Linked DNA regions of Mus musculus: all the other regions are linked to region 1. Evidence: chromatin loops called from intact Hi-C (ENCODE). Cell type or tissue: heart. All regions are shown on one strand.

Region 1 (5,000 bases):
AACTGTGGCCCTGATCAATCAGTTCTGGGGCTCAATAAACTATCCCTGTCTGACTGAGATTGGTGTCCATGAGGTGACTCCTGGACCCCAGCAGTCAGTAGACCAAGAGTGAAGCTCAACTAGGGGCTGTCATGTAGACTGTCTTAGGGTTTTATTGCTGTGAAGAAACAAAATGATCAAAACAATATCATTATCAAAATGGCAGGAAGCAGGGCAGCAAGAAGGCAAACTTGATGCTGGAGGAGCTGAGAGTTCTACATCTTAATCCATAGGCAACAGAGGAAAGACTGAATTTCACACTGGGTGGAGCTTGAGCATAGGAGACCTCAAAGCCTCCCCCTACAGTGACCCACTTCTTCCAACAAGGCCACACCCACTCCAAAGGGGCCACACCTCCTAATAGTGCTATCCGCTGTGGGTCAAGCATTCAAACACATGAATCTATGGGGGAGGTAAGGGGGATAAGGGTACATACCTATTCAAACCACCAGACCAAGTAACATCGTACACAACATTTTCACAAGACCAAACTTGATACAATACTCAAAATAAACATATACTTCTGGCTATATTTTGAAGTATTAATTTATGTCTCTCCCATTTCCTCCTTTGTATCATTCATAATCAGTCTGCTCACTCTCCATCACCCTAGTCGGGATGGAGCGAAAAACAGCAGTAGTTCCCTGCCTGATTCCCTGGATGCCTTCCTAAACCTTGGAATCACGGAAGAATTCAAGACTAAATGAAAAGCCACAACGAGAAGGAAAGCTGGCATTGGGGACTCGGGATTTTGGAGAGAAGAAACAGACAGAGGGGGAAACGTGGGTCCTGAGTGAAAGGGAAACAGAGCCACACCTCCTAGTCCTCGGGTGTGCCTGGAAAGACTGCAACGCTGGGAACCCGCAATGGCGAACCAGAGGCAGACAGTAGTGACCACAGTTTACCAGGGCCACCTCCCTATACCTTAGTGTCATGATACTCCTAAAATCAGTACAGGATGAGAGCGTGCAAATCCGTGGCTCAAGCGTGAGCAGAGAGGACCCCAGGAAGGAAGCTAATTTTCCATCGGCTGAGAGAAGTAGAGCCACGAGACCAGGGTTCACACTGATGGAAGTAAAGAAGCCAGTGCTCATTGCACAGACTGTGGCTGAGTGTCCAAAACCACGTACAGCCAAAAGAAAGGAACCCACCAGCACAGGAGAATACGCTACCAATGAGAACCCTTGAGCTAGCAGAAAAGAGGGTAGTGTACTCTCAGATCGTCTCCCAGCATCCTCAGGGCACACATGCTTAGAACAGCTGGCAGCACATTCAGATTCTGTTTCAGAATCCATTTGTTGGGAAGTGATGTCTCTGTGGTTACAAGTGCGCCCTCCTCTTGCAGAGGATCGCAATTCACTTCCTAACACCATATCAAGTAACTCTAGCCTGTAATTCTAGCTACAAAAGGCCTAACACCTTCTTTTGGCCTTTCTGCCTCCCCCAGCCTCCCCCCACACATGAAAATAAATATTTTTCCAAAAAAAAATCTAATTAGAGTGTGAAGACCCAAAGAATCTTTCACACTCTAATTAGTGATCCTTGCACAATCTTTGCCCTTCTGGTGCTCAGCACCGCACAACACATTTATAGAATCAGAAGACATTTGGCCTTGCATCTTCCAGCTAAGATGTCAAGTGAGTTTTTGGCTAACTTTGGAATGTTACTGAAAGGTAGTCCTAAAGTGGAATAGCTACCAATACCCTTATACATGTGGGGATGATTGCAATCTCTTGCATGTACCCCACTAAGTCAAAACTCAATGCACTCTTATTTTGACTTCACCTACCAGGTTTCCAAAATGCCAGCAGCCTCTCCAGGGCTACATTACATAGATGGGAGTGGGCCAGAGGGGAGAATGAACAGCACGGCACGGTGATCCTTACGGCTTTTGATTAAAACATTGCAAACTTTACAAAGACATATGACCCACATGTAAGGAGATTGCTCAGCACACACTCCGTCACACACACACAATTGGAAGGGGCCCATGCAGGTGAACATTTCTGAAACTTAATCTTTAAGAACAAGTGTGAGACTGTGGTGGTGCACGCCTTTAGTTCCAGCACTTGGGAGGCAGAGGCAGGTGGATCTCTGTGAGTTCAAGGATAACCAGATCCTGAAAGCAAAATAGCCCACTCTGAGATGTCACTGACTCACTACTGCATGCACCCTCTCATTCAGGCACTGTGCAAAGCTTCAAGGGAGGGAGAAGTGAGGGCCCTTGTTACAGAAGAAGCCACTGTTTGACAAGGATATCTGACCTGCGCCACCTGTGAGACATGAACAGAAAACTTGTAGCATGTTAAGGAAGAGCTATAACTTTCTATAGATTTAATGGTAGAAGGGGGTGGGGAGAGGCAGAGAAAAGTGACTGGGAAACATAGGGGCTATTCCTTAGGTAAGTTCAAAGATGAGGGGAGGTTCCGTGCAAGTAAGAGATGGGTGTGCCTTCTCTTCAGCCTTCTCCGAGGATATGATAGGTCATCGTCTTCAGTGATTCCCGAAAGTTGTCATATGAGGATTGGCCAGGTGTGTAAAAAGCATCTAGTGAGCCAAAGGAAGGTGGAGAGAACGCCCACACAGCTCTGAGCCAGAGGTGAAGATTTTTTTTTTTTTTTTTTTTTTTTTTTTTTGCATTTCTTTTTGGGAATGTCACCAGCTAAGTGGCCCATGCATGCCCCCAGTGGAATCATGCGGTACTACAACTATATATGGGTTCGGTGCACCACTCTAAAAACCAATGTTTATCACACAGTGAAACCTATGTACTATTAATGCGTTCCTGGAAAGAGCTACGTTTGCTTACCTGGGTAGTCCGTGACAGTAAAGGGCATCTAAGGGTGTCGAGTAAGGCCTGTGGAAAAGGTGCGATCCTTGAAGAGCTTTAGACTTGCAAACCCTCCAGGACTTTTGTCAGTTTTGACTGCTCTGTGCTGGCTATTGCTGCCCTCTAGCGACAATATTTTGAAACAAAAACACTCAAACTACGAAGTAATTTTCCTTCAGGTATTTCTTCAGCCTTTCATTTAACAGTTCACTTACACGTTCTTTATGTAAATACATTATGTCCAACTCTGTGTGGCAGTACTCATGAAAATAATAATGAAATACAGTAAGGGAGAAAGTCCAGCTCCATCCCCTAGCTCTTGGAAACAAACCAACTCCCTCTGGGGAAAGATAGCCAGCATGAGATGAAAAGATTTCGACTGTAAAATTCTGCATGGTGATATGGAATCAGGCTTGTCTTACTGAAGAAGGACAGGATGGGACAAAGAAGTCCTGTGAAGGCACTTGTTGTCTCAGGTCTGACAAGTATGGTGGAATAACAGGGCAGAAGTACAGTTTTCTGGGCACAGAAGAGGGGTAGAAGTGTGTGTGTGTGTGTGTGTGTGTGTGAGAGAGAGAGAGAGAGAGAGAGAGAGAGAGAGAGAGAGAGAGAGAGAGAGAGAAGATCTTATCTAATGCTTAGATCTGTATGAGGTACCTAAGCAGCTCTGGAGAGAGACTGTGTGGTCTCAGTAAGAAAGACTATAGACAATTGTGTTTGGAGGTTTATAGGAATATGTATGACCAGGGATTGACCCCAGACTCTGGAGCATACTAGACAAGCACTCTACCACCCCAGAATTGTTTTACTTGCATGAGCTGAAAAGATGCCTGCTACCAGACAGAACATTCCACACGTCAAGAGCAGAGTGGACACTCCTGTCAAATGCACATAGAACGTTCCCCAGAACAGACCATATTCTAAACTATGAGAAAGGCTCCAGTAAGTCTACAGGAGCCCAAGTCATACAAAATATGTTCTCTGACAATGGTAGAGTACATTTTTTAAATAAACTGAAATAAATAAAAACAATAATTTGGAAAACTTTTTTGAGTATATGGAAATAAAGCAATGCAGCCTTAAATAACCAGTGAGCCACGGAAGAAAAAGGTATAGATAACCCGAGTCCTCAAGCCTGGTGGGAAAAGGATGCTCTCAATGGGAAAGTGCTAGAAATAAGTCCCAGGTTGAAAAGGAAGAGACTACTATTCCAACCTAATTGTCTGGGCAAGGCAAACTTCACCTCTTGATCAAGAGGGTGTGCTTAGAAGAGAGAACACACAAACACAGGAAGTGCATTTGGCTTGTATTCTAACTCAGGTGGTAACTGGGTCTGTTCCCCAGTCTGGAGTCCAGCCTCACAGCCTTAATTAAGGGAACTGGCACACAGGAAATATTGAAAGCTGAAAGGGGTCAGGGTTAGAAGAAGAAAGAAGTCACTGCTACAGGATATCAAATTCCTGGAATACAGCAATGGACCTTTGTGTAAACAAAGGGATTACTGGGTAGGTGGAAAATTAAAACATTTGCATAAAAGTCTGACAATTGGGGAGAGATAAAAAAGATTTCAACTTCTGTCCTAAACAGAAGTTTTCCAGCATTTGATAGAAAAGTCTCACATTTGATTTTTCTTATAGGGCCCACGTAAATGTACTACGGCTATAGCTCATGAATATTCATTTCACTGTTTACATTTACAGACCTATAAGTCAATACGCTAAAGGATGAGAATGGCCTGGCAAGACGGCTGCACAAGTAAAGGAGCTTGCAACCAAGTCAGACAACCTGAGTTTCGTTTCTTCCTCAGAGCTCACATGGTGGAAAAAGAGGAGAGACACTGCAAGTTGTCTTCTGACCTTGACACCTGCACTATGGCGTGAGTACGCTGCCCCCTAAAAGATAAATGTGTTTTACAAAAGACAAGAGATTCAGCAATTATGAGATTTTGATGATTTTGCAAAAGACCTGGGTTTCGTTCTCTCTTTCTACCATGTGGGGTCTGGGAATCCTGGTTGTCAGGCTTGGTGGCAAATAACTCCCTTACCCTCTGGGCCATCTCTCATTAGAATAGCAATTCTCTCAAGGTGGTTCGGGTAATCAACATTTTCTAGACAAAGATTCCCATTTTTGA
Region 2 (5,000 bases), 160 kb before region 1:
ACCAGAGACTAGAAAAGCCAGAGACCTAGGGTAAAACCAAATACTACTGTCTTCAAAACAAAACACAGCAAACAAAACACGACACAAGAAACAATGACTCATAATAATATTCCGCTATATTCATAACTCAGTCATCACCAGAGAAGATTCCTCCTACAGCAGATGGAGACACATAGAGAAACCCACAGCCAAGCATTAAACAGAGAAAGACCTTAGGACGCATGGCTCTAAACAAGATGTCTCCATCAAATCCCTCCCCTCAGAGTTCAGGGAATCCCTTGGAAAAGCAGGCAGAAGGGATGGAGTAGACAGAGCAGGTGAAGGACACCAGGAGACAGGTCCTCTAAAACAGCTGAGCGAAGTTCACATGAACTCACAGAGCCTGACGCAGCAGGCCATGGGTCTGCACCAGGTCCCCTGCATAGATGCTATAGCTATCACTTTGGTACTTTTATGAGACTCCTGGGGATGTAAACGAGTGGGTCTCTGATTCTTGTGTCTTCTCTTGAGACTCTTTTATTTTTCTGTTGGCTTGCCTTGGCTAACTTCAATAGAGTGGTTTTTGTTTTATCTTACCATATTTTATTTTGTCTAGAAAATAAATATGTTTAAGCTATGTTTAGAATTCAGAAAAAGCAATCTCACAGCTTACTTTCATTTATTGATTCAACTAAGCTTTTAAGCTAAATAAATTAGAGTTTCTAAGAAAAAAATTTTCCTTGTGTTTACCCAAGGCCCAACTTGAAGCCTGGGATGGCCTCTGTCTTGATTCATGTCACTTATTAGCTCGGCAACTTTAAGCAACTTATCTAACATCACTCACTTTCTATGTAGAAATGATGCCTCCTGTCCCTGACTTACAGGCCGTTTTGAGAATTGTCTAGCTATGCACAAGGTGCCTAGAACACTGTTTGGCCCATACCCATAGGAGGAACTCAATGCAGGTTTCGTTTCCTTCATACTCTGGGAAAGGAAAGCACAGGCGTCCAGACACCAAGTGCAAGCACCAGAAAAGAAGCACAGGGGGAGACAATGGGGACTCGGCTCTCAATGGTGTGTGTGCGGTTGTGTGCATATACGTATGCATGTGCGTGTGCACATGTGTGTATGTGCATGTGTGTGTGTGTGTGTGTGTGTGTGTGTGTGTGTGTATACATGTGTGTGTACAGGTGTGTGTATATGTGTGGGCAAGGCTTGACCTCACTCTAGCAGAGCTTCACTTTTGGGGAAAACGGCTTTTCTTTCAAGAGCTCCTGTGAGGAACACCAGATGTGTACTCTGTTGGCTATGACTTTGCAGATGGCGCATCACTGTCACTGGACTCAGGGTAGAGGACATGGAGACAGACTTCTCACATCCAGAGTGGGATTGGGATGGACGAGAATAATACACCTGAAAAAAAGGATATGTTCTCAAGGAGGAATGGAAGGGGTCAGGGTGAGGAAATGGTGTCCATTCGTGGAAAAAAGCATGGGACAATACAGAAGAGCTTGTGATGAGGCTCATAATACTGTGAGCCATGTGTGTCCCTTCCTGGTTGTAGAGATGGAGCCTTAATTACAGTTGTGTCCCCTACACCTGTCCAGAGTCAGGTGGCCATGAAATATGGAGTTAGCATGCTGGCTGGCTGGAGAACGAACAAGGTAAGCCTGTTGTCCCTCCTGTTGATGCTTCTCTGCACAGGTTCCATTTGGTTCTTCCAGCCTAATCAGGGGAATGGCTACCAAGTGGCCCACCAAGAAATCTGGCTTCTGTTTGCTTAGCTATTTGCATCTTAGAATGGTCTCTCTGAGACTTGCCCATTCTCCTTTGCCTCACTTGGCTTCTTCTCTTCCAAGTTTCTGTGCTGCTATTTATAAACCTCACTTGTGTCAAGCTCCTGGGTCCTGCCTACCGCTCTCCTCCCTCCCTCCTAGGGGCAGAATGTTCTAGTTAACCTGTGCTTCTTTGGCTTTCAGAGGAGACACAGGTACTCATGCCAATGCTTTACAGCTCGGCCCAGCCCCACCAGATAGATGGCAGCTTTTCCTGCTGGTCCATTCCGTTACTGCCTCAAAGATAAAGGTCATTTCACTGATTTATTCATTGAATGCCTGGAAGGCAAGTGGCCACTAGAAAAACTGATAGACTTGGCCAGAGTCTCAGACTCACAAGCCAACCATGCAAAATTCAACTCTTTGAGCTGTGGATAAACTCTGGGTGTCTTCTCTCAACCAGATAAAAACTACCACCTTCATGTGCTAGGCCCTGTACAGGGTGCTGGGACACTGTGGTGACAAAGGTCAGTCTCTGTCCTTGCAAGGTTAAAGGAATCCATCCCAGCACACACCAGCAGCACAGAGTTACCACCTGGAGATCAGAATGTATTATACCTGGCATGACCTTGGTCAGGCTCCAAACGTCCTAGGGCTAATTTCCAGAGTACTAGCTCAGGGGAGCAACTAAATAAAGGTTCTGGAAGTCATTTGCATTCACAGAAGCTTTTGAGCTCTGGTCTGGGAATGTAGCTTAGTGACTGGGCATTTTTATAGCATCCAAAGGACGTGGGCTTTATTCCTAGCTGTGCAAACAAACACAGTTTTAGAGCTGGAGAAACCTTGACATTCATCTTAGCTCCCAGAGAAAGAAAATAGATCTGTGTAGCCAAATCATCACTGTGATGTTCAAAAGGCTTCCAAAAATGGCCATTTAAATAATCCATAGCATTTACTATGGAAAAAGGAAAGACCTTGAACAGGTGCATGTGAGGCCCTGAGCCTTGTACTATGACCACATGCAACTTCCCAACAACATTGTGAATGTTTCCACTCCATTTTGCATCTAAGGAAACTGAATCGCAGACATTCTAAGTGGTGCTTAAGGCCTCAGAACAGTCGGATAATGGATTGAAGAGTTAAACTCACCTAGTTTCCGCAGCTTCTCTTCCTAAGAAAATGTAAATGTATTGAAGTCATAATATTGACTGGGTCAATGATCTGAGTTTTGTTCTTACATTTACTACCGACAGGTTATTTGACCTTGTGAAAGCCTTTTCATTTTACCAGGACTTAATTTCTCAGATTGTAAATGGCCTCCAAAGGCCACTCTGCCAGCATATGCCCAACACAGACACCATTACAAGAGCAGGCCAGTTCTAGTTTCTCTGACTTCAGGCCATGCTGAACTCAGAACTTCATGCAGCTGCCCCCAACTGATTACAACTGACACGAACTCAAACTTGTTTGTGCTGTGTGCTCCTTAGCCCTTGCAGACTCTGGCCCTGGTATTTTTGGCCTTAGTCTGCAGCTTATCTGTGATTGTACAGAGCAGAATGCTGCCAGATGTAGAGCCCTATGTCCTGACTGATCATAGGCTATGTCCAGAACCCCAGGGGACGGGCCTCAAGGTAGAGGGTAGTAACCTCCATTGCTCGCTTCATACTGATGGGCATCTTCCTCAGCCCTGACATGCCTGGCACCTCCCACAGCTCTCCTTCAGCTGTCTCTAAAGTGCATTAATATGGACAATGAGGCTCAGAAGAGGTTTATGGAAAAACACCACAGTCCTTGGAAGCTGATTAGTTCACAGGCCAAAAGAGTGGGTGCATGGGGGAGGGGTATGCAAGCAAGACAGTCAGTCTCTGCAGAAATGACAAGCGAGTCTGTGAGCAACCTGGGAGCAGAGGTTACAAGGGCATGGAAAAAAATCAGAACAAGGTTGAAATCTGATGCTGAGCTGACAAGCAGCTATCTGATGCTGTGCTGTTGAAGGGAGCCTGTCACCCAGAGGGAGCCAAGCAACTGCCAATGGCCAAGCTGCGGGTGGCCCAGACCTCAGCGGTGCCGGGAGCTTCACATAATAAGCAAAAGCCACTTTGTCCTGCCAGTAGCCAACATGGAAGACAGGACTATTTTTTAAGGTGTCTGAGACTAGTGTCAAGTTACCCCAGAATGTCAAGAGGCCACATAACTTACCAGATAGCTCAAACAACCAATTCATCTCATCACTTGGTGAATCTGGGGAGGGGTAGGGATATCGATACTACTTTACAGAAATAGCGGGCTGGTGAGATGGCTCAGCGGTTAAGAGCGCCGACTGCTCTTCTGAAGGTCCTGAGTTCAAATCCCAGCAACCACATTGGTGGCTCACAACCACCTGTAATGAGATCTGACACCCTCTTCTAGAGTGTCTGAAGACAGCTACAGTGTGCTTACATATAATAAATAAATAAATATTAAAAAAATAAGAAAAGAAAGGTAATCAGCTCTTCATATACATTAATCTCTCTCTCTCTCTCTCTCTCAGGACAAAACCGGCAAAAACACATAAAAGACGATCTACCTGTTCTTTCGTTACCCAAGGGCCATCAAACAAGTACCTTTAACTTTGCAAAGACTGGCGATCCAGTTAGAACAGTGTCCTTCAATGGACGCTATCAGCATTTTGGATGGGGCAGCTCTAGTGGCAATATCAGGATTACTGTCCCTATGCACAGAATGCCAGAGGGTCCCATAAGACACTGTAAGGCACCAAGATGCCCATATGACTTTGCAGTGCTTTCTCGGTGGGTGGAAAGACTCATCCTCAGTAGAAGGCTGTTGTCACAGATTCCCATCAACTTCTCTCTCCTGCTCTTTTCAACTCACTTCAGACCAACGACAAAGAGAAATCAGAATCCAAGGACAGACACAGAATAAAAACAAACACAGCGAAGGTCTAAGCACATGGGAGTGACAGGGAGCAAAGCCTAGGAGAAGGGGAGATCCTGCCTAAGAGTATGGCCAGGGACTGCTCTGTGGTGAGTCTGAACATAAGAGCAGAGAAGGAGGCCATCAAGAGGAGAAAGTGAAACCCCAAATGATCCATTTCCCTCCCATAGGGCCATTCTGCGAGCTGAGAAGCCCATGGAAAAAGGATGACTTAAAAATAAGAATCAGGGAACAGACATCAGGATATCAGACCGAGATGAGCTGTCTGCTCATGACACAGGGATTTACCCTCCATTTCTCGGTTGCCCCAGG
Region 3 (5,000 bases), 290 kb before region 1:
GATGCGCTCCGAGGAACTCAGCTTTTAGTGACCTTGAGAAATCAGCTACGCTCATGTGCATCGGATGAGCTCGTCACAGTGCTCTATCAGTTAGCAACACTCTTAAAACAACTAAGAAGCCAAGGGGAGGGGGAAGCCAAAACGGGACACACCCACTGCTCAGATACACATGGAACAAGGGGGAAAAAATCCTCATAGCATTAACACCAAGTCACATTAACAGCAAGGGGATCCTGTAGCAGGATAAATGGAAGGTAGGGCTCTCTGGGGCCTTTGGAGGCAGCTTGCCCCCATGGGAGCAACTTGGACCATCCTGAAACTAACTCAGTCAAGACAAGCAAAAATAAGAATTTGCTAAAATAGACTTACTAAAAAGTGAGTGGAGATTAAATTATATCAAAGGTAAAACCCAGTAGACAGGCAGTAGGAATACCCAATATTCTGCTACATGTGTGTACATATATACATATATACATATACATATACACATACACATATACATGTGTGTGTATGTATGCATGTATATATGTATGTATATATACATATGCATGTATTTATATATATATGCATGTAAGCAAAGAAATAAATATGTCACTTGTGCTATCTTCATCTGCTTACATCTTTTCAGCACAAAGCAATATTAAGCATGAGTCCTGATGTGAACCAAGGGCCAGTGACAATTCCCTTGAAACACCTTTTAAAAGCGTCATAATCTCACACCTCATGTGGCAAAGTATCGGCAAGCAAGTAACAGCTCAATAACTTCCATATTCCGGGAGGTCTTGAGGGTGATAATTAACTGTCCCTCCTTTTCTTCAAGTTTTCAGTCAACTGAAAGGACACCCGCATGTGTCCGTCATCAAAACGGTAGTTTTCTAGCCAGGAACTTCGGGTCTGAGAAAGCAGGCTGGGCCCGAGGGAGGTCAGATTGGAATTCTCGCTGCTTGAACCTTTCTTCGACAAGCAGTTGGTCTTCTGAGACCACCTCTACAACAAGGGCAAGCCATTCATCATGTAGAGGTGACCCGGCTGCCCACAGCCAGAGGGTAGGCTGGGTCTGTGAGGTGGGAATGAATGAAGGCAAACATTGCATCACTCACCCCAATTCTGATGCAGAAAAAATGTATTTCCATTAGTCTCTGTGTGATAGGAGAGACTCTAGGCAGCTAACATGTCTACTTGGGCTGGTCCATCCCAGAGAGTGGGATGGAATTCCCTGTACTTTTAGTAATCACAGGGATGCAACAAGAGTACTCCCAACGCAAAATATGACCATCTTACTCTTTATAAAAAGGAACAGGAAATGCAGTTTTAAGAGGATCCCCAAAGAGAGTGTGACAAGGTTTCCAAAAGGTACCAGGCAGAGCCTGGGTGGAGTCTCCCATCCTAGATTCTCCTTTGTAAATTTCCTTTGTAATTGTTTCACCACACAAGGACCACACGCTTATTGTATAATATGTGCATCTAGATTCCATATTCACAGTCCTGTTATGGATATATTTTCAGTTTTCTGTATATTCCTACTTTCAGAGAAAAGAGGTTAAATTTTTCCTCCTGGACTAGTTTTCCCTGCCTTTGCAGACACATATCCTTACATACACACTCATAAAATACATCGTTTCTTCCAAATGGCTGCAGATATTTGCCCAGCAGTTGCTCCTACATTTGTAATATATCCCAGGCAACTTCACACATGGATATATCATAATGTATCTTAAACAATAGTTCATTATTCCATTTATTCTAACACCATGGCAAATACTCTATAAATATATTCTTAAAAGATCATTCCACTATTTCCAAAGGACAAGAACTCTACCGTAATTTTTTAATCCAACTATGCACGTGTTAAAACATACATCAGTTCTATCAAGTATTTGTAAACAATAAATAACCAGTTATTTCTACAATAGCCCACACTTTCTATACTCCCCCTTACCACCACTAATTGTGGATAACATTACTTTTATAAGTGAAGTCTCATTAATTGTAATATCATTTAAATCATCAGTAAAGATAATATGTTCATTTATATTTCTTCTTGAATTTTATTCATAGCCATTGTTATTTTCCTTTTTAAACACATTTGAAATTTCATCTCCAAAAATGTTACTCTTCAAGAAGGTGGGGACATATCTCAGTCTTGATTCTAAAAGATCTGCTCTATATGTAACATTTCAGAAAAGCATTGGTGTGTCTTAAATATGTAAGACTGTATTATTTCATGCAAATTTGTAGTGAACTTTGATAGCAGTTACAATGAGTTTGTATGAAGTAGAATTCGAAAATCTCAAACTAATGCAGGGCCTGGGTATCATTTTCAATTTTTTTCTTAGTTAGAAACAATTAGCACACCATTGTTTGAACCTAAATTTAAAAACCTGGGTTTTGTGGATCTACCAACTTTTCATTGTGCGACAGAGAGTAGATTTTTTTTTCTCCAAATCTCTGGAATCACACAAATGGATTTTCACTAAGCAAGCTGCAAAACGGATCTTCTCTTTCAGAGTTTTTATCTCTGAAGCAGAAAAGAAGCCAAAGACGCTGAACCAAACTGCATTAGATAAGAAACGACTCACGCTCTGCTGGCAAGAGCTGGTATGTGCAAACCTATTTATATTTTGAACACAGCTAAAGCATGTGATTTAAAAATAAACCTCACAGATGCCGCATAGGTCGCAGGGCAGACAAGGACAAGGTTTAAAGGACATATTTTTCTGTGAGGTAGAAACAGCAGTGGAAGAGAATGTGTGTTGGCTAGGAACTCATCTCTTGGAGATTCATGGTGATGAGCTACAAGTCCAGGAGCTCAACTTCTTATTCACATGGAGTCCCCTGCCCTTGTTGATTTCTTCCGAAATTTGCACTTTGCTAAAGCTGGGCATTTAGGAAAAATAGATGCTCTTCCAGAGGACCTGGGTTTGAGTCTTAGCACATGGAGGCTCACAACTGTCAGATCCGGAAGATTTGCTGCCCTCTTCTGGCCCCAGCCGTCATTACACATGCAGATAAACCATGCACACACATTTTCCTTTCAAGGCTAGGCTGCTAGATTCTTTCACCTTGATGTCTGTCCCACAAACAAGAAGCTAAAAGAAGTAACAATTTTCTCCTCTCTCCCCACTGAAAATCCGGGTTAAGGGTTGCCAGACTTCTGGAGGACAGGTGGCTACTGATGCCCCTCTGTGCCCTGCCTACTAGCACGGTGTTTGTAGATGCTTAAAGATACCTTACAGATGCTCAGTCCTTGTGGAATGAGTGATGGCTGAAAAATGCCAGCCCAAGTCAGACAGACCCTGAAATATCTGACTGTAAAGTCCCACCAATAACACACAAGGGACATTTGGGCAACGCTGTGATAATTCTATTAATAGAAATCTCTTAATATTTGACTTGTGTCAGGGGGATTAAAAGATATGATCAGGATTCAGAAAGATCAATTTTTTTAAAACCCTAACTAATCCAAGTCCAGAGGCTAAAGCTAAACCCTTCCTTCATCTTTCTTTCTAGAATATTTATTGCCTGTCCCCTAGGATGTTCACGGAAGCTGGCTTCCATCATCCTCCAGGTCTTCCTGCTTGGTCCTCCCTCTGGTCCTCTAGTTGACTATGCTGCCTATGCCTTGACTCCATTGCATATTCTCGGCAGAGCTCTGCCTGCTTCTTGCCTACCAACTCTGGCTGGACCAAGTCCACAACATCAGTGTCTTTATAGTGCCTTGTATTTGTTACTCTTCTCACCACAGTGAAAGGGTTTATTCCGGCTGGGCTTTGAAAGGTTAATGCTCAGTCATGGCAGGACAGGGGTGGTGGTGTGCATGGCTGAGGGAGTGTGTAGCTGAGGCACTTCCCATCTCATAGATCATGAAGCAGAGAGAAGGATGACAATGTTCGGTGGGCTTCCTCCCTTTTATTCAGATTAGGTTTCTCAGCAGATGACAGTGACCAGCCCAGCCATTCAGGCTTAGCTCTTCTCTCCTCCTTAGAAACCCCCCCACGTACTTACTCAAAGCTGTGATTCATCAATGCCCAAGGTATTTAATTGAGTTGCCAATAAAACGTCACCATCTTAGTCTCACGTCTCTTGTCTCTAGGGCAGTATCTCTTGCCTCCTAAAGGAAACCAGATGTCTTGGAACACTTCCCACTCAGTATCTTCTACCGATCTACACCTTTCCCAACTTTCTTCTCCTTCCTGTATTGGGATACCCAGCTGTACTTACTGATTCAACCACAAGCCTGTGATCAATGGTGACTTTTTAATCCCTCATTTTAAACCATCCGTGCAACCCTAGATCCTGTTGATTCTCCCCCTTAAGCATTCCAGAACTTACTTCACTACTCGAGCCCCTGAGAACCTCTGGTATAGACTTTGCAGTAGACTTCCTCTAGCTTATCTTCCATTCAAGAATCAAAATGGCTTTTAAAACAAAATGCAAGGTGATTACTTGTTCTTAGCAAATCACTGAAGTTTGTCGATGTTAATAAAGTCTGGATTCCCTTTGCACGGCATGCAGAGCAAACAGTGTATGACCTAGCATTGTGGCCTTGTCCTGCAGTGTGCCCTCACTCTGGAATTGTGTTCTGACCAGCTGGACGCTTGCTGCTTGTATATCTGCACATGTGACTGCTCCCTCTGTCAGGGCTGTCATTTGTTTAATTACTGACTGATGGATTCCATATGGGTCAGGTCAGATTGAGATCCTCCGGGAAGCTTGGCTTCCCCCGTGTCTGATCTCATGAGGCTTTATACATTTATTTGTATATATTGCTTTCATTTCACAAAACTGTCAAAAGAACCATAGTGTACAGCTGTGTTCTCGGTACCTGGCAGACAGCAGGTATTCATTCTTTTGGTCAGCATTACCAGAAGGCTTCTTATATGTTGGGCACAGACAAAGTGCTAGGAACACAAAGCTGAAAGTTCTTAGTGTTTGTCCCTGAGGAATCCATAAATGGCCTTGCTTATTCATTCTGAACTTACTTACTACCCTCTGTGTGC
Region 4 (5,000 bases), 340 kb before region 1:
TATGGGGTGGCAGGGGCATCAGCTGCTGAGATGACTCCAATGCTCTGCCTTCATTCTCATCGTCTCGGTCTCTTATGCCTATAGTATGGTTCTAGGCATCTTATTGCAGTGTCTGACACCTTAGTACAGGACTGGGCATCTGATGTATGCTTGGGAATGTTTGATGAATCATGATAACAGCTTTGTGAGGTCTCCTAAGAAACAGATTGTAACCAAAGCTGGATGTGTGGTCATGATATGGACACAGAGATGCCTTCGCTCTGGTGGGTGGCAGAACATGGGGGTGGGGGTTCATGTGTTGCTTCTGTCTGTCTGATCTCACATCTAGGTGGCAAGCCTTTGTGGTAAAGGCATCCTTCTCAGAACGCTGCTTTGCAGCTCATTCTCTTTTGTGTTTTGAAAATGGATCTGAAGCTAATTGTATCAGCAGGTCACACACCAATGATTGTACAGCACCATTTCCCTGAGCTGTTTTTGTCACTAACTGAGGGCTGCCAGCTCATTCCTTCGCCTCTCTAGGGAGCTTCTGCCAGGGCTAAACATTGGGAAGGAGAAGAGGCAGAGAGAGGCAATTTGTAGCTGGGCGACTTCAGAGTTGAAGGCAGTCTGGCTCCTGAAGGGTGGTGGGCTTTTCGGTTTTGAGTTGTGCTTTTCTTTGCCCCATCTCAGCATGGACTTGCGTGGGGAGGTTGTTACGGAAGTCCTGTCTGAGGACACAGTAATAAGTGGGCCAAGAAGTATGACAATGTCATCAGGCACGGAGACGGGCTATACAGAGACCTGCCTGGTTGGAGGGTACAATCTGATCGTCACTGAAGGAAGGGGCATGGCCAGAGCTGAGTGCAAGGCCGTTGGCCAGCCTGGGGTGCAGTCACAGTTAGTCTGTTCAGCATTTCCTCCAAGGTGCTATTGCACAGCATCAGTTGCGACACTGTGCTGGTGTCCTCTATAGATGTTTTCTGCTCATGTGGCATGGACTGGCATCCATATCAGACTCAGAGGTCTCATTCTGCAAAAAAAAAAAGGAACTTAAATTGTAGCAGGCGGGACTTCAGTTTCAGATGGAAATGGTTTGGGGCCCCTGGGTCCGTGGGGCTCTAACAAGAGATACCAGGCTGATTCCATGCTTCCTGTTGATTTTCCAGTTCTCCCTGAGGGACCCGCTCTGTTGAACCAGCATCAGATCACACATTCCTGTGAAACGCCACAAAGGGAGGCTGGGTGTCCACAGGCTCAGGCTCCTGAGTCACATGCCTCCAGATCAAAGCCAGCCTCTCAGTGGCTCAGTTTTGCCATCTGTACACTGGGCACAATGGCAGCATCAGCTGCAGTTGGGAGTAGAATAATACTTAATTGACAGCTAGCTGGCCAAAAGAAGAGTACTCACTATTGGGTGACAATGACGACCACGACGACGACAATGATGATAAATTTTATATAGTATATTTATAATCACTATAATGAATATAAGCACATGACTATTATTAACAATAAAAAACTTACATCTGAACAGGGGATGGTTAAGGGACCAGCATGATGGCTGGGTGGAGGCTGGACTCAAGGCTCTGCCATTGTCTGTAGCTAGGCTCTTTGGAGTTTGCTTTGTTTGGGTCTAGTGTAGGGCCTCGCACTCACTAGGCTAGTGCTCTACCAGTGAGCTACATGCCCAGCTCTCTGAGTCTTGATCTACCTGTGGTTTCCTGATTCAGGATAAAACACGCAGGCAGCCTCTCTGCTCCACTCTGGACCTGCTCTGGGTTTCTGTGTTTGCTGATCAGAACCTGTGGGCTTGGCCTGCCTGGGTGCAGCAGTTCTGAACAGAGATAGGGCACTGCCGAACAGGTACACTTGGAAGGGCGCTTCCTGGGAAGAGACCTACCCAGCGGGAGGGGCCTCTGGTACTACACTGCGGAGCCTCCCAGTGCCCAAGGCGAGTTTTCTAACCTTCAGGACAAGTGCTGGGTGCTAGGTATTGTCCCTTCTCGGGCACACTTCCTGGTTGAGGGAGTCAGCGTGTGCCGGCATCTTTGCTAGCTCAAGAGCTTGGAGGGTACGGTGAGACCCAACTTTCTGCTTCTCAGGGAGCTTTGCTGGGTTCAGGCTGTGCTGCTGCAGGCTGTTGGGGGCGCTGTTCCTCCATCAGGGCTGAAGGTGAGAACGGGATAGGGGCAGATCTGGAGTGTGAGATTGTGGTGTGGCTACAGGTCGGTTCCTTAACCTCTCTGAGCTGAAGTGCTCTGAATTTGGTAAGGCTTGTATGGTATCTAACTCTTAGTGTTCCATAAAGTGGTGGCTCTCATTGACATTTGAGAGATAGATTGACATCTGAGAGGTAGGTAGCAGCAGAGGTCAGGCAGGATGAGTGAGGTTAAATTATGTCTGCTGTTTATGATGGTGAGCTGTTGCTAGGCAGATGGCTCTTTTAAATATTTCTTTGTTTACTTTTTTATGACAGGGTTTCATTATGTAGCCTAGGCTGGCCTCAAGTTTCTAATCCTCCTGCCTCAGCCCCTCAAGTGCTGGGATTATAGCCTGTGTCACTGCCCCAAGCCTTTTGATCTATAACCAGATTTGACAAGTCAATTTCCCCATGTGAAGGAGAGCTCACCCACCTTGCTCGATGCTGTGGGGAAGGTTGAGTGGCATGCTCAGTTTAGCTGCAGCATCATTGACTGTCTCAGAGTGCTTTCAGCAGTACGGACAGAATGAATGGCTAATCTGTGTTGAAATGTGTGCTGTATGATAGAGTATGGCAGACCGGCTCAATCTCCGCATAGTGCAGAAGGTGGGGCAGTCAGGCAGCTGCGAAAGGGGTTGTTCTGTTTCCAGCAGCCAGTACAAGTGCATCTGTCAGCTTCCCTGGGCCTACACACCATAAGAATGACACTGGCTGTGCTAGGACCAGCCTGGTGCTCTTCACACAGAAACTCAGTTCTCAGAGCTCAGTACTTGATACTCATGGCAAAATGAAGGCATAGAGAAGTTATGCAGTTTGCTCCAGGTCACAAGAGTGAATGAGGCCAAAATAAGACCAGAGCCTGGGTCTAACCCAGTATGCTGTAGTATCCTGCCAGCCTCCCTCCCTCCTAGGACTCTGTGCATGGTTATGTGCTTAAAGGAGGGTAGAGAGAGCAACATAAGAATAGGACATGTAGTTACTCTTTACATGCTCAGGGTCTTGGCTCCACCCTTCTCCTTGGTTTACATATGGCATATGCTACTGTATAAATGGGGATTTCAGGCAGGTATAGGATGCGATGCATTGTGTTTATGTATGGGAGCCCTCCTTTATGATTTTATTCTCACCATGCATTGGGAACCAATGAAGATTTCGGTATAGTACTGGAGTTTAAGGTCAATATCAACTGCAAATATTTTCCGAGCTTCCTGGGCTAAAGGCCTGGGAGTGTGCATAGCTTTAGACCATTCCCTTTGGTGTTTTTAGGATGAGTCTGTGAAGCGCAGAGCTGGGGCTTTAACATGTGTTCTATTTGGTCTCTGAACCTAGGCTGGAATTCCAAGCACTCTTGAAGAAGTAGACAGGCATGAGAGGGCCTCGTCCCTTCCACAAGGCTCAAACTGCAGCGTCTACTTAAAGCAAATTAACAGGCAGCAGAGCTCTAGAGAGTGAGGTTGCACCAGGGAGAAGAGGGTGGCAGAGCCCCGTTTCTGGGACTCTGTGAATCTCACGGAAGTCTCGTTCAGGAGAAGTGTTGGACATGTCTTGTGCAAGCCTGCAGAGGGCTGTATGATGGGACAGACAAGCTTTTAGTAGGTTGTTTCCACCCTGGCAGCGCCCCCCCCCCCCGTGAAAGCTGGAGCCCCCAATTTCCAGTTGGCTTTTTAGTTTCTCCTTCTGAGTCCTGTCTGGGGTACAGATGAGTGGGTACACTGCTCGTGAGTAATTGCGTTGGGCTGGCTCCGTGTGAGGGATTTAGAGAGCCTCACTTGACTGCACTAATTAAAGTTTTACTCTCAGATCTAATCAGCTCCTCTTGGTAGCAGAAATGACTCAGGACATGAGCTATGCAAAGCAAATGAGGTCACCAGTGGAACACCTTGACCATTTTCAGCACTGAACGTGAACAGCATTGTACTCTGAAAGGATGGGAACCTCTCTTTGTTTTCCTCAGTATACAGAGGAAGGTAACCGGACTCTAATTTTAACCCATTGGAGCAGTTTAGGTAAGGCACAGGATCCTAGAGCCAAGCCCTGTTGGAAGGAGAAGTTTGTCTTTGATTGGGTGGGGTGACGGTGTAAAGAGCAGAGCTGGCCTGGGTTAGAGGGGAAGCCCTTGGCAGCCATATTTGCTGGGGTCTTAGCATCCTGACAGATGAACACAGGTGTGTGGATGCCCAGACATCTCAGGGCAACCAGAGGTCCATATGCAAATTTGCCTCCTCTACCTCCTTCACTTCCTCCTCTTCTCCCTCTTCTTCTTCCTCCTCCTCCTCTTTCCCCTCCTCCTCCTCTTTCCCCTCCTCCTCTTCACCATCCTCCTCCTCTTCTTTCCTTTCCCAGCCAGCCTCTGAGATTTGTGTACCCCAGACACAAGGATCCACTTAACCGCACTCAGCACGCCTCCCAATCCTTTCAAACAGCACCACTCTCTAGTGAGCAAGTACTCAAATCTACGAGCCTACAGGAGCCATTCTCATCCAAACAACCACACAGACTCAAAGATTTCCTAAGAGAATCCAACTCCCAAATATATGAGAAAGAATTAATGAAGCAATCCTGAACAAGGAGAGCCAGGTTCAATTCTCGGTGTCCTGCCAGAGAGAAGCCTGCTCGTGGGTTCTGTGAAGCATGCGCTCTCACGACGTGCACAAGACCTGGTCTTCAAAAATGCTGAGGATGTCTCAGTACCTCTGGGTAGACAGGACCCTACAAGCTGTAACTGGAACTTGAGCATCTCTCAACTGGCCAGGCCCTCGTTAGTGCTGCCTGCTGGAAGGTGCAATGGCTCTGGGGAAGGAGGAGGGAGGAAGGCAGATGG
Region 5 (5,000 bases), 280 kb before region 1:
TAAGCAGAAAGTTTTTTGTGGTGGTATGACTCATGAAATTAAGGTGATTATTTTTTTCCTTTTTATACAGCATTGAGGTTTGAACAGCGTACATACCCCTTTGGTGACCCAGTGCCACTGGTATTGGTGAAGTCGCTTATGTTTTTCTAGCCCAGTTCCTGGCATGGCTGCTTCTTTATAGGAAGACAGCTTATTTTATGGAATTATTTAAATTCATACGGTGACTTTCATCAGTATCGTGTTTACATTTCAGTAACATTTTAATTGCGTCATGAATATTAATACATCACATTTGCATTCTGCTCTGTTTTCAAAACACTTTAACTTTTGTGCTTTTCTTAGCTGCTCAGCTTCACCTTCATGTCTACAGAAGCTGAGTTTTGAGTTGAGCCAAAACTGGGGACAATGCAGAACAACACACACTCAACACCTCCTCTGTTGCACAACAGCCTTTTGGTATCAGCTGATCTTGACTGCCACAGTATCCTAAGCAGGGCCATAGTGAGAGAAGATGGGGTTCTGGAGATGTGTGTACAGTGGCTCAGCTCACAGAGTCTGCAGTCGGTGTGCAATGTTGGGAGAAAATACATAGCCCTCAGTGCCAAGCATTGTGTCGCATATGCGACACATAAGATCTCGTTCTGGGAATTCTTTAGTTCACAGAGGGGGAGAGTACATTTCTGAGACACCCAGAAATTGCACGAGATCACTCATCGGCTGAAGGGTTGAGAAAACCATTTCCAAACACAACTTTCTTATCTGCTTTCCATTAAACCACTGAGAGCTTTTTTATCTTTGGGCAAATAACACCCACATCAAGTTAGCTCCTGTTTCTGTAGATACAAATATCTACGCAGATGCAAAGCTCCAGACATGTTCACCGTTGCAGCCACTCACAACCCAAAGGAGAGGCCTTTCCGGAGCTTTGAGATGCTGTGTAGCTTGTCCTTTTCATGGTTACCTAATGACCTTCTGCTGAGCACTGACATTGGTGGCGTTGGCTGCCTTCCACACCGACTGGTGAATTTTATGCTCCAGAGGAGAGCCATTCAGCAAATAATTACCTTGCGTCTATATATGGAAGGCATGGTGGAAAACCTGGCAGGGGATGTAGAGAGGAGCAAGAGGGGATCCTAGCTTCAAGTGGGACGTGCAGGTGTGGCTTTAATAACCACAGGGGGCAGGAGATGGGGCCCCATGGTGTGAGGAATTAGGCTAGACTACTCTGAGGAACAGTACTTAGTAAGATTCAAGGTTTCTAAAGAAACCCGGAAATGTAGGCTAAGAAAATGGCACCCCCTGGAGTTGTGTAATGCGCTGCTTAGCTGCTTACGTAGCCTCAGTTGGAAGGACTGCTAAAATCTCCGGGTTAGACATCTCAAGGGCAGTTGGTGTGCATTCTCTCAAGGAACGAGACCATCCCAAGTTGGACTGAGAAATCTGCTGAACTCCGTAGTAACACATGGCTGTCTCCCAGCTGACTCCTGTTGGCGGCGTGTACCTGTAGCATCTGCTGAGCACTGCTTTGTTTACAGCTGTCATCTTAAGGGACGTTCCTGTCAGCAGAGCCCAGCCTGTCAACATCAGAGTTAATTGGTGTCTATGGAGACACGGAGGGCTGTAGAACTGCGCCTCCAAGAATTACTTCTCTCGTTCCACTGGCTTGCCTGGAGTTTGCAGAGCCTTGCCCTGGAAGAACTGGTGTGGACTTAATTGGGCAATGTGGGCAGCTTGGGCTTCCTAATTGGCTGCAGGATTAGCTTGGGGATTGAAAAGGTTGCTACATTCTTAGGCTCCACGCTGGTTCTCATGTAAGCCAGACAGCGGCATGGGGTAGGGAGAGAGAGAAATGTTCAGGTCTCATAACAGTCAATTAAGGAATTACCTTTGACATCCTGCCTTCCCTGTCCCTCCACACCTTCTCTGTCAGAGTTGTTTGCCACCATCTACCTAGGGCAGCAGTCTTTCCCATACCTCATTTGAATCCCTCTCCAGTGTGTGCTGATCTGGCCCTTCAAACTTTCACCTACAGGGGGCACTGTTGTCTGCTTGCATCCAGCCCTTACATCTCTTCTGTCCATTGAGAACTTGACCCACAATTTTATCCTCTGATTGTCTGTTCCTACACACACACACACACACACACACACACACACACACACACGGCCTGTTGTACTTTCTAATGCTCCATGTGCATCTCCAAGGTTCTGAGGTCATGTGCCTTCTACTGTTTCTGACCATTACTCCCACACAAAGTAGTCAACAGTTCTTCTTCCAAATGACCTGACATGACTGATTTTTAAACATTGACTAATCTTATATACTTGCTACAGCCACTTAAGGCTTGCATCCCTGCCCATCCTGTGCTGCCACCTTGAAAGTCTCTGCTCAAAGGACAGGGCCACTGCCCTAGAATTAGCTCCCTTGTACTCGAATGCGCTTTGGTGACTCTGAACTGTTCTCTTGAGAGGGTCTAATCTTACTTCACAGGAACAACTTGTTATGATTTCATGTTATTCTGCTTTTCTCTTCCCCACCATATATTAGACCCTTGAGATCCTGCTGTTTTGCTATGTACACTTCTAACACGCTACTTCTAATTGCTTATGCGAGCTGCCTGACATTTCTCCTATCCCACTGTGATGAGTCCCAGGTTGCTTCCAGCTGCTCCATGGGCAACACTATAACACTCAACAGGAACAGCATGCCAGCATCTTCATGCAACTTCCCAGTAGCAGGCACTGCCCTCAGCCCGTAGCCTCCTAGAACAGCCTCATGGAGAGTTATTAGCCTTTATTTTACAGATGGCTGTGTTCAAGTTCGTGTGTGAGCATGTGTGGCATATGCCTAGAAGTTGCTGGAGGAGGGGGTTTGATGAAGCTTGGGTGAGGGAACACACATAGGGTGTTTGTGTTCTTCATTTAAGTAAGCAGAGCTATTTCAATAGGTCCACAGGGGTTCCTTCATAGAAGTCCCCACGCCAACACAAAGACATGGGCTGTACTAACATCATCCTTTTCAGAGATGTAGAAATGGGTGGGTCAACAGGCAAAGGGGATAGGGGAATGTGAAAACAAGAGGTGAGCTTGAAGAGCCAGGGGTGGTGAGGTCCATGACCAGCTGAACTGCCGTTCTCTACTGAATGCTGACCTCACCAAACCTCTCTCTTTGTCTTCCGTCTATACAACCTGGGCTCACTCCTGCTCTTTGTCTCCCAGGCCCTTTGGTCAGATCCCTCACAGGCCTTCAGCCACACACCCCACCCATGAGATCTGGCTTCTCTTCCCATCTCTGGTCTTTTCTCAGGGAGCTCCCAAGGACAGGGACTGCCTTAGTTCCATACTATCTACAGTGCCTTAGAGATCAAGACCGAAACTCTACAAAGTAAGCACACAAAATGTCATTGGCTAGCAAAGTAGAAGACAGGGTGAATGGACAGTTCCCTATGTCTATTGAGTTTATTGAAGTAAAAGCTATTTGTGAAGCAGCCTTATACACCGGTGTTTGAGCCTGCATATGCATGTGTGCTCATACACATGAGCCCCTGTACACACACACACACACACACACACTGCTAAACAAGACATTCCTAATGAATCATACTGCTTGTTTAAACTTGCGAAAATATGACATTTTAGTGGGGGAAAGGTGGATTTTAGAATTAGGCAGAAGAAAAATCTGGGATTTGCACATTTGGAAAGTTGTTCCATCCATTTTGGGGTCATTTTCTTCATCTATTTGTGGGGAGATAGTTACATATTTCACATGGTTGTTGTGATGATGATTAAGAAACACAACATGGCAATGTGCGGGGTGTTTCTAAAGTACTTGGCACTAGCGCCTCTCCCCTGTCTCCGCACTTTCACCTGGCCTCGGAGGAGGACAGGGCTGGTCTCACTGTTGTCTGTCTGGGGTACACAGCCACCTGTCACTGGCAGACACACATAAACACATACCAATCCTAAAAGCCTATTAACATTTGCACTTTCTACAATTTCCCCACAGCCCAGCATGTCTTTCAGCTGAGAGCACACATGTACCAAGCCCGGGGCCTCATCGCAGCTGACAGCAATGGACTTTCAGATCCCTTTGCTAAAGTCACATTCCTGTCCCAGTGCCAGACCACAAAGGTAACCAGAGAGCCGCTGCTGCTGCTGCTGCTGCTGCTGCAGCTGCTGCTTGGCAGAGCCTGGGAAAGAAAGATAAGGCTCACCCCACATGCCCCGCCCCGCCCCGCCCCTTCCCTCTGCCACTCCCAATGCACAGTCTTGCAGACTCAGAAGCCAATCTGGGTCAAGAAGGACAGGCAGGAGAGGTCTATTGGTTTCCTCGAGCCACTGTGCTAAAGCAGATGGACAAGACTTAACGCTAAGACAAGGGCCGAAAAGACTGAGGAGCCTGGAGCACCCCAAGCGCCTGCAGGGGTGCCAACACCGAGAGTACAGAGGGAATGAGAAATGAGAAGCCAGCATAGACAATGTTCCTGAGACTGGAGTCTGTCATCACCTCAGGGGGACCTACTGGGGAGGAAGGGTCTAGCTTTCCAATCAGGGAGTTATACCTCACCGCACAGCAGCGAGGCTGCTTTGTACAGATGCTATGCTCAAGCCCTCCCCCTGGAGAACCCCCCTTGGTGACCGGTGCTATGTCACAGGAGGCAGGCAGGCGGTTGTTTCCTTGGCTTCTCCCTGTTGCCCACACCAAGCTCTACCTCAGAAAACAGTTCCCAGTCAGCACAAGTCCCACAGGAGGAGATCTCCCCTAAAGGTCGGACTCACCAAAGCCTTACCTGTTCTCGAGTTGTCACCTGGGGAAGGGTAAGACCGTAAGGCCCTCACAGAGAGGTAGGAAACAAAGAGACGCAAGGTCACTGTGTGGTTTGTTTACTCTGCAGCTGCAGTTCTGTCTTTCTAAAGCAGAGCTGTTGTGAAGAAGTGAAAAGTTACATGCATAAATGACGGAAGTGTGGCTGTCATTACACTGGCTGATGTCAAGAGGGC

The links. A loop is a pair of places that touch in the nucleus more often than their neighbours do. Peaks named below come from ENCODE experiments on the same cell type or tissue, not always from the same donor. Only the 100,000 strongest peaks of a DNase experiment are listed, where the experiment ranks them.
Region 2: a loop joins it to region 1, with 3 times the contacts of the local background. A loop is called at or near these places in 3 of 42 quality-filtered maps.
Region 3: a loop joins it to region 1, with 3 times the contacts of the local background. A loop is called at or near these places in 7 of 42 quality-filtered maps.
Region 4: a loop joins it to region 1, with 3 times the contacts of the local background. A loop is called at or near these places in 4 of 42 quality-filtered maps.
Region 5: it touches region 1 in a loop (8-fold over the local background); 40 of 42 quality-filtered maps call a loop at or near these places.

The regions. Positions count from the first base shown.
Region 1 is chr15:58,867,234-58,872,233 of GRCm38, forward strand. No RefSeq gene overlaps it. Among named protein-coding and RNA genes, the nearest start is that of Trmt12, 2.9 kb to the right of the region's middle. In heart, CTCF peaks have their summits at 1,361 and 2,936; a DNase peak (open chromatin) is centred at 2,718; H3K4me3 peaks cover 618 bases; H3K27ac peaks cover 286 bases; H3K27me3 peaks cover 772 bases.
Region 2 is chr15:58,704,545-58,709,544 of GRCm38, forward strand. No RefSeq gene overlaps it. Among named protein-coding and RNA genes, the nearest start is that of Gm41329, 53 kb to the right of the region's middle. In heart, a CTCF peak has its summit at 2,056; DNase peaks (open chromatin) are centred at 1,967 and 3,327; H3K27ac peaks cover 1,672 bases.
Region 3 is chr15:58,575,368-58,580,367 of GRCm38, forward strand. It overlaps Fer1l6 (fer-1-like 6 (C. elegans)), which reads left to right. Exons shown (of 41, transcript NM_001370912.1): 16 at 2,508-2,598. Among named protein-coding and RNA genes, the nearest start is that of Gm36451, 19 kb to the right of the region's middle. In heart, a CTCF peak has its summit at 2,980 (motif pointing left); a DNase peak (open chromatin) is centred at 4,674; H3K27ac peaks cover 1,175 bases.
Region 4 is chr15:58,526,400-58,531,399 of GRCm38, forward strand. All of the region lies in intron 1 of Fer1l6 (fer-1-like 6 (C. elegans)), which reads left to right. Among named protein-coding and RNA genes, the nearest start is that of Fer1l6, 19 kb to the left of the region's middle. In heart, a CTCF peak has its summit at 2,126; no DNase peak of the experiment used is centred here; H3K27ac peaks cover 436 bases.
Region 5 is chr15:58,590,846-58,595,845 of GRCm38, forward strand. Fer1l6 (fer-1-like 6 (C. elegans)) reads left to right here. Exons shown (of 41, transcript NM_001370912.1): 20 at 4,006-4,130. It overlaps Gm36451 (a long non-coding RNA gene), which reads right to left. Exons shown (of 3, transcript XR_384120.4): 2 at 4,790-4,921. Among named protein-coding and RNA genes, the nearest start is that of Gm36451, 3.7 kb to the right of the region's middle. In heart, a CTCF peak has its summit at 2,012 (motif pointing right); DNase peaks (open chromatin) are centred at 2,016 and 4,116; H3K4me3 peaks cover 741 bases; H3K27ac peaks cover 1,931 bases.